Linked DNA regions of Homo sapiens: regions 1 and 3 are each linked to region 2. The links are chromatin contacts, found by Hi-C or POLR2A ChIA-PET in ENCODE. All regions are on one chromosome and are shown on one strand. Each heading gives the region's core, a stretch centred on a gene start or an enhancer-like site at or near the end of the contact. The rest is flanking DNA. Distances are from core to core; before and after follow the strand shown. Region 1 has its middle 54 kb from the start of C17orf67. Region 2 holds the start of PCTP (phosphatidylcholine transfer protein). Region 3 holds the start of COIL (coilin).

Region 1 (2,700 bases), core at 15-2,514, 1.0 Mb before region 2:
CCGCCTGTCCTGCATTGCTGTAGCACTTCATCCTTAGGGAACAAAGGAGGTACACGCAGAACAGCTTGGGTTTTTGAGCCCGTGATGTGCAGACTAGAATCCTGGTCTCCTTTTAACTAGTATCCATGGGGTACACACACACACATACACACACAGCCCAGTGCAGTGGCTGAGAGCACTCTGAAGCCAGGCTGCCTAGATTAAACACTAGACTCACGCTCACTAGTTACTTAACCTCTCTGTGTGCCTCGGTTTTCTCATCTGGGAAATGGAGGCAATAGTAGTACTTACAGGGTTGTGATGAGGATTCCACACAGGTAATTTTAATATAGGTAAAGCACTAGAAGAAAGCCTGGCAGACAAGAGCTATGTAAACATTTGTTTATTAAAATCAACACAAATGAATAAAAACATCAGCTTTGTGACCTGGACAAGCCATGTGACAGCTGGGGCCTCAGTTTCCAAATCTGGGGCTATCATCAGGCTCCAAGGGATAACCGTGTGCACAGTGTCTGGTACTGGGAGTCTCCACAAACGCCACCCCCTTCCTTCCTCTCAGCCCTGTGTCACACTGGGACCCTGTCTGTCTTTCCCGTCACTCCTCAAGAGCAGAGGCACATGCCTGAGCAACAGCACAGAGGCACACTGCTTAAGGTTCTCAGGCATCTGTGTTCTCTGGAATTGGACAAGGAGAGCAGAAATTGCTTCTCTGGTTTGGAAGAGCAAATGGACATGGGGTGTATGTGCGCGCGTGCTTGCGTTGGGGCGGGCGGTGGAGACACAGCACCGGCCACACCCCCGCCAGTCCACACAGAGCTGCTCTGTGCAAAGAGCGACTTGACTGCGACTCTGGCCGCCCGGAGCGAGGGCGGGCGCGGGGGCTGCGAGGGCCCGGTCGGCCACTAGGGGTCAGTGTGTCTCCGCCGCAGGCGCCCGCGCGCCGCTTACCTGATTGGGGCAGGCGCCCGCTGACAGCTCTTGACAGTTTGCAACATTTCCTGCCTAACATTAAAAAAAAAAATTAATTAATGTATCTTTCTCCGTAGTAAAGAAGGGAGCCCAGACAACCGAAATAACAAGCCGGCTCTCTTTGCAGGAAAATGCAGAAGGCGGTTAAACCGTCCCGTCCTTCGCATTCCTGGGCTGGAGGAATAAGGATCCAATTGTGGTTTCTGCGCTGGTTATCTTGGTGCCGCCGAGGGGGCCACCGGGGAAAATCTGCTGAATTCTTCCTTTTCTATTTTCTGCCTCGGCGAGGAGGAGGGCGTTAATGCCGGTTGGCAGTTACATGAAACTGAGATGGATGGTAATGGGGTGTGTTAGCAAACAAGGGCAGGAAATAAAGTGTCATATTTTCTGGAGGGTGAACCGCTCCCCGGAGACAGAGCTGCACCAGGCGTCTGCAGAGGAGACACTTTGAAGGAAAAAAAAAAAAACCCTGTATAATCTCTCTCTCTCTTCACTTTCCTGTGCCTCCTTGGTGAGACATAAATTCAGTTTTATCCTCAGTCTAGCTAACAGGCAAATAACAGGGCACAAAAAAAGAAAAGAAAAACCCACTTGGATTTCTACTTCAATGTTCAGTACTTATTCTCTTGTCTCAAGCTGAGTCTGGAGGTAAAGAGAACTTCAGGACTTGGAGGCAGACTTCACAACATCAGAGCTACCTGCCTGGAATCTCGAACTGAGTGTCCCTGGAATCAACTGTGTGTGGTCATCAAGGCCCATCCCCAATCCTACCCACTTGGCAGATAGGAAGCCCTGAAGCTGCCTGCTTGCCGTTGCTTTGTACATGTGGGAAACACCCTCACCCCATTCCTGCATTCCCGTCACCCTCCTCCAAGGCACCCTCTCCGATTCTTTTTGCAAGGACTCAAGACTCCTACTGTCCTGGCAGCCTGCCTCCCCCACTGTCCCTTTCTCTGGAGGATGAGCTTTTTGAAAGCCTGGCTACTGTCTCATTCTTCTTTGTAGCCCTAGCACCTGGCACAGTTCCTAGTGCATTGTTAGGAGGTGCTTAATATATGTTTGTGAGTGAATATATGATATCCCGAACTCCTCTGCTAGAAATAAGGGCCGGTGCATACTGAACATATCATATCCCTGTCCTAAATGCTTTGCATGCTTTCTCTCATTTAATCCTTACATCAGCCCTGTGAGATAGGAACTAGAAATGACGTCATCATCGTCATCATCATCATCATCATCATCCCATTTTACAGATTGGAAAGTTTATCCTTAGCGGGGGCAACCGACTTGCCCACAGTTACAGAACCTGGCAACGGCAGAGCAGGAAGACAGACCCATCAGTCGATGCTTCAGACCTCTCTCTCCTTGGGCAGCGTCTAAATCCCTTGCATGGCATTTCACACTTACTAATTTATGTTACTGTAAATACATTGTGCTCTTGTTTGATCTCCTTGCAAAAATGTAAACTCCTTGAGGTCAGCACTGTGGCTATGGTTTCTCTGTGGCCCTCAAGAGAGAAAAGACCAAATTAGGGCAGTAGTCTGAGTCCTCTGGAAGTGGGCCTTTGGGTTTGTCTTTGCTTTGGACTGGATGGATCTCCATGGGGCCCGACTACTTCTGAACTGTGGAGTTTGAGTTCCTGGGTGAAAATTCCAACTCTACTGCTTGCTAAACTGGACTGTCACTTAAGCCTCTCTGGGTCTTGGTTTCCTCATTTGCAAAATGGGGGTA
Region 2 (2,700 bases), core at 114-2,613:
TATTTACAGCTATCAAATTTTCACACATATCTGACAGATTGGATTTGAACCCCCTAACAACCCTGCAATGAGACAGGCAGAGTTTTCATTCCTGCAATGAGACAGGCAGAGTTTTCATTCCTGTTTAACAGGTGAGCAACTTCTAAATATTGCAAACGTTTGTTTTCTGTTTTAAAATATAAAAACACTATATTTGATGTAAACAAAAATGCAAGTGCCTAAAAAGGCAACCACATGTTTGACATTCACAAGATCATGAACCCTCCAATCCCACCTCTGCTATTCACTTATCTGGGCCATTTCAGGAGTGACTTCACCCTTGAGGCCTGTTGCTTTCACCTATGAAACCTGGGGTTTAACCAGGTGAGCATGAGGTATCCTCCTAACTCTAACACTATAATATCCTGGTCCTGTATTAGGAAACTTCAGTTTCACCCACATTACCTGCAGGCGACTTTTAACCTACTTGCCATGCTGCGACTATTACACAAAGCAACTGATGACAAGCCTTGGATGACAGGCCTCAGGGGCAATGCCTTCCACCTGGATGGCTACCTGATTCCAAAGACTTCAACAACCAATCCCATTCCTCCTACATCTTTACTCCTGCCTGAAGATTCGGACTCAACTTATTAAGAGCAACTTGGAAGGAAGGGGCAACAACCAAAAGAAACGAGTCACTAAAACAGTAGGGCCCTTCTCGGCAACCCCTGACACCACCCTGCACATCCAGTCCTTGAAAAGTTCTGTTTCTTTTCCTCCTATATCCAAGCCCTAAGATACCGCCCCTCCCCCACCCCAGCCCCCATATGCCACTGACACGCATTGGAGAGTGAGGATCAACGTCCCTTGCAGACGTGTGCACGGGCCTAGGAACCAGCTGACCCACGTTTCAACTGTCATTAACTTCTAACTACATGCCCCGTCGGGCCTGACCTGAGGCTGAACTCCTGTGACCTTCCAACTCCCCTGGATCTGCACGGCAGTCACTTGGAGGCACCGCCCCTGCGCTAGCTCCAGAGCTTGAGACAGGGTCCGGGCGGAGCTCCTTCCTGAGCCGGAGAAGACGCGCCCCTGTCCCTTCCGCGACTGCCGCCCCGCACTCCCTGCGGGGAGGTCGACCCCGGCGCATTCTAGGCCCCGCGGTCCTCCAGCGGGTTGGCCGCTACCTTGTCCAGCAGCCGGTAGATGCTGATGCCCGAGGTCTCCACTAGGAGCTGCCAGTCGGCCCCGGCCAGAGCGGGCTGCTGGAGCTCGGCGCAGGCCTCCCAGAACTGCTCCTCCGAGAAGCTTCCGGCGGCCAGCTCCATCCTTCCGCAGTCCGGGCTCCTCCGCCTGGAGGGCAGGCCGCGGACACCCTTAGTGTGGGCCTGGGGGCGGGGTGACCGGGCTGCCCCGGCTGCCCCGGCTGCCCCAGCGTCATTGGCAGGAAACTGAGGAGAAGGCGGGGCCTAGACTGGAGGAGCGGCCTGAGGGTGGGGCCCTGGAGGGGCGGGCCTAGAAAAGCGGGCGGGGCTGAGCAAGGAGTGAGGAGGATAGACAAGAAGTAAAAGGAGAAAAATTGGACTTGATGTGGGGAAGGAAGGAAGAGCTGGAGAAGTAAGGAGGCTTCCAGAGGGAAGGGAAAAAGGAAGGGAGACAGTGATGTCACCTCAAAAACAGCTCCTCAGTAGCCTATCCCATACTCCCTGCTACTCCCATAACCTACAGACCTGTTTGAGTGTCTCTCATTTACCTTTCTGAATAAAGTAGAGAAAGTCTCTTTGGTAGACATGAGAGGAGAGGTGGGCAGAGTAGAAATGCTGGAAAAATCCTAAGGGGTCAAATGCCAGAAGTGTATTTCAATATAATTTCTCTTCTTTCTGCTATACATTGTAAAACATTATTCTGAGACGAGGTCCATTGGATTCCCCAGAAGACTCTAGGGGTTCATAACACCAAAACAGTTTAGAAACCTAATCCATAATGGATCTACAAGGTTGTTGCCACCCTTGAGGGTAGAAACTGATCTGAAAGGTGTCGTACTATCCACCTAGGATTTCTGCAACTTGCATAATTTAGCTCACTGTGCAACTCAAACATCTTCTTGTTCCTTTGAAGTCCCTTGAGTAATACTGTATTTCCCACCAGCAGACTGTACTACCTGACTTTGAATAAAGTAGGTCGTTTGAACATCAAAACGATGTAACAGCCACGTGAGTGCCAATAAACTCTGGAAACTCATGTTTCCTAATCTGTAAAATGGGTCAAGAATTGTGCTACCAGTTACAGCTGAGGAGGTGGTTGGACAAGGAATAATTTTCCACAGTGCCCGTCCAAGTAAATGTTCAATAACAATTTCCACTTGTTTTGCATTACTATATTGAAATGCTTTTCTTTCCTTACTTGAAAGAAAGTTGATGGCAAAGTCTTAATTTATGTGATTTTCCAATCAGGCAAATGATCACATTTGGCAGCTTGCTTAGTTAGACACAGCAGAGATAAATAATTGCTTTCCTCAAGTCAGTCCTGGTTCTGTTTGGCTTTATAGGTGTGGAAAGAGGGATGTGAAATTTTCCTAGACTAAATGCACAAAAGTTTAGGCTAGACATACTTTCCCACTGTTTTATAACTCCTTGTAAATTTTCTATGTATTGTAAATCCATATTTTATTTAAATGGAAATTCATTGCTTGAAAAACCAATTGTGTAAAAACTATTG
Region 3 (2,700 bases), core at 150-2,649, 1.2 Mb before region 2:
GGAGTAGTCATTCTTTTATTCCTTTAATTCTCTAATAAACTTGATTTTAGTCGGAGGTGGTGGCTCATGCCTGTAATCCCACCACTTTGGGAGGCCAAGGCAGGCAGATTGCTGGAATTCAGGAATTCGAGACCAGCCTGGCCACCATGGAAAAACCCTATCTCTACAAAAAATACAAAAATTAGCTGGGCTTGGTGGCTCACACCTGTGGTTCCAGCTACTAGGAAGGCTGAGGTGGGAAGTCACTTGAACCCGGGAGGCAGAGTGCACCACGGCACTCCAGCCTAGGTGACAGAGCAAGACTCTAAAAAAAGAAAATCCAAAAACCCTTACTTTCAGTTAAAAAATTTTGTTTTCAATTCATCTACTGACTCCCTGGTATCTACAACTTAACTAGTCTAGTGAACTTGGGGAAGTTACTCCTTTTTTTTTTTTTAAGACAGAATCTTGCTCTATTGCCCAGGCTGGAGTGCAGTGGCACGATCCTGACTCACTGCAACCTCCACCTCTTGGGTTCAAGCGATTCTACTGCTTCAGTCTCCCGAGTAGCTGGAATTATAGGCACATGCCACCACACCCGGCTAATCTTTATATTTTTAGTAGAGTTGGGGTTTCACCATTTTGGCCAGGGTGGTCTCAGACTCCTGGTCTCAAGTGATCCGCCCACCTTGGCCTCTCAAAGTGCTGGGATTACAGGCGTCAGCCACTGCTCCTGGCCTCTAGTTACTTCTTAAACTCTCTGAACCTTGTTTTTTTTAAATCCTCTAAATAAGGATAACAGTTCATAATTCCTAACTTTTGTTATGAAAATTAAAGGAGTTAATATATATTATGTGGAGAAATGTAAATTCTAGTTCAAAAAATAGAAGAAATAATGTAAATACTGATTTATTTATCTGGTGAGAAATGCAAGGACATTTTTGTTTGGTGGTGGGTATTAAAAGGCTAAGGTATTTATATTCCACTGGATACATTTGGAAGAATGATTAACAGTGTTATTTCAAAATTTCAACATTGAGAACACACTAGGACTTACATCTTTTTCAACTCATCATGATGAAAAATTTTGTCAGCGAAATGTGTTAGGATTGTTTTATAAAAATCTTTCACGTCGATGAGCAAATATCTTAGAAGACTACTGCTGAGGAGAAATGTTATTTATCCAGAGAGTTGCCTTAATTAGGAGACCCTACATAGCGCCCAGTAGAAATGTAATAAAGGCATTTCACTTATTCCCTTCCTCAGCCCTGCCGTGAACAAAATTGAATGAAATCAACCACGCTCCGAGTTCTCGCCTAGACGCAGCCTGTAGTAGCCAGGTTTCACCACTAGGTGGCACACGCCAAAGGCTCCGGCGGGGGCGAGCCGCCCGAGCACGCCTCTCGGTGGCCCCGTGGTATCTCTCGGCTTCCGTTGAGCACCAAGCAAGATGGCAGCTTCCGAGACGGTTAGGCTACGGCTTCAATTTGATTACCCGCCGCCAGCTACCCCGCACTGTACGGCCTTCTGGCTTCTGGTCGACTTGAACAGATGCCGAGTCGTCACAGATCTCATTAGTCTCATCCGCCAGCGCTTCGGCTTCAGTTCTGGGGCCTTCCTAGGCCTCTACCTGGAGGGGGGGCTCTTGCCCCCCGCCGAGAGCGCGCGCCTTGTGAGAGACAACGACTGCCTCAGGTGCGCGGCGCAGGGAGCGGGACGGCCGGGTGGGCGGCGGGCGGGGGACGCGCCTGCGCACGCCCGGGCCTGAAGCCGCTAGACCTGGTAGTGGAGGGGATGGGGGATGGGGAAGGGGACGAGGGTTGGAGGGGGGTGGGGCTGTAAAAATGCACGTTCGCGAACCCCGGAGATCCTGATTGGTGTAGTCAACTTTGGGGCTCAGGAATCTGCATTTTATTATTATTTTTTATTATTATTTTTTTTTTTTTGAGACGGAGTCCTGCTTTGTCACCCAGGCTGGAGTACAGTGGCGCGATCTCGGTTCACTGCAACCTCCACCTCCCGGGTTCAAGCAATTTTCCTGCCTCAGCCTCCCGAGTAGCTGGGACTACAGGCGTCCGCCACCACGCCCGGCTAATTTTTGTATTTTTAGTAGAGATGGGGTTTCACCATATTGGTCAAGGTGGTCTCGAACTCCTGACCTCAGTTGATCCGCTTGCATCGGCCTCTCAAAGTGCTGGGATTGCAGGCGTGCACCACCGCATCCTGCCCCTATTATTTTTATTTTTGAGACTGAGTCTCATTCTGTCACCCAGGCTGGAGTGCAGTGGCGCGATCTCAGCTCACTGCAGCCTCCACCTCCCGGGTTCAATCGATCCTCCCACCTCAGCCTCCCGAGTAGCTGGGCTTACAGGCGGGCGCCACCATGCCCGGCTAATTTTTTGTTTGTTTGTTTGTATTTTTAGTAGAGACGGGGTTTCACCGTGTTGGCCAGGCTGGTCTTGAACTCCTGACGTTAAGTGATCCTCCCGGCTTCCCAAAGTGCTGGGATTACAGGCGTGAGCCTCCGCGCCTGGCTGGAATCTGCAGTGTAACGAGCATCCTTCCCGGGATGCTTCTGATGACAGGAGAATCAAACTTGGAAAATCCCTGATGCCTAAGGGCAGGGCCAGGCTTTCTTTCAGCCTTGATTTAGCACATCCGCGCTTAGCTAGGCACTGTGCGACTCTGTTGCGTGCCCATGGTGCAGATGTGCCGGAGACC

Evidence for each region. A loop is a pair of places that touch in the nucleus more often than their neighbours do. ChIA-PET counts read pairs that join two places held with the same protein, here RNA polymerase II (POLR2A). Pooled maps may share reads with other maps.
Region 1: a map of HCT116 shows a loop between it and region 2 (3-fold over the local background). The contact joins the enhancer-like site here to the promoter of PCTP in region 2. A Hi-C loop is called at or near these places in 1 of 168 maps with a recorded cell type or tissue (HCT116) and 8 of 50 pooled maps. POLR2A ChIA-PET finds 5 or more read pairs at or near these places in 1 of 52 experiments (PC-9).
Region 3: a loop to region 2 is called in a pooled map, with 11 times the contacts of the local background. The contact joins the promoter of COIL here to the promoter of PCTP in region 2. A Hi-C loop is called at or near these places in 5 of 50 pooled maps.

Annotation. Positions count from the first base shown.
Region 1 is chr17:56,778,600-56,781,299 of GRCh38, reverse strand. No RefSeq gene overlaps it. Among named protein-coding and RNA genes, the nearest start is that of C17orf67, 54 kb to the left of the region's middle. RefSeq lists a silencer at 760-999. Within about 2 kb of position 1,264, at least 2 of the 41 ENCODE cell types and tissues checked have a DNase peak (open chromatin) inside an H3K27ac peak, as active enhancers do.
Region 2 is chr17:55,749,714-55,752,413 of GRCh38, reverse strand. It overlaps PCTP (phosphatidylcholine transfer protein), which reads right to left and starts at 1,363. Exons shown (of 6, transcript NM_021213.4): 1 at 1,170-1,363. The coding sequence starts at 1,310. RefSeq lists a silencer at 1,226-1,565.
Region 3 is chr17:56,959,749-56,962,448 of GRCh38, reverse strand. It overlaps COIL (coilin), which reads left to right and starts at 1,399. Exons shown (of 7, transcript NM_004645.3): 1 at 1,399-1,674. The coding sequence starts at 1,430. It overlaps LOC105371836 (a long non-coding RNA gene), which reads right to left and starts at 1,301. Exons shown (of 4, transcript XR_934875.4): 1 at 1,037-1,301. RefSeq lists enhancers at 1,318-1,367, 1,378-1,517, 1,267-1,561 and a silencer at 1,688-1,797.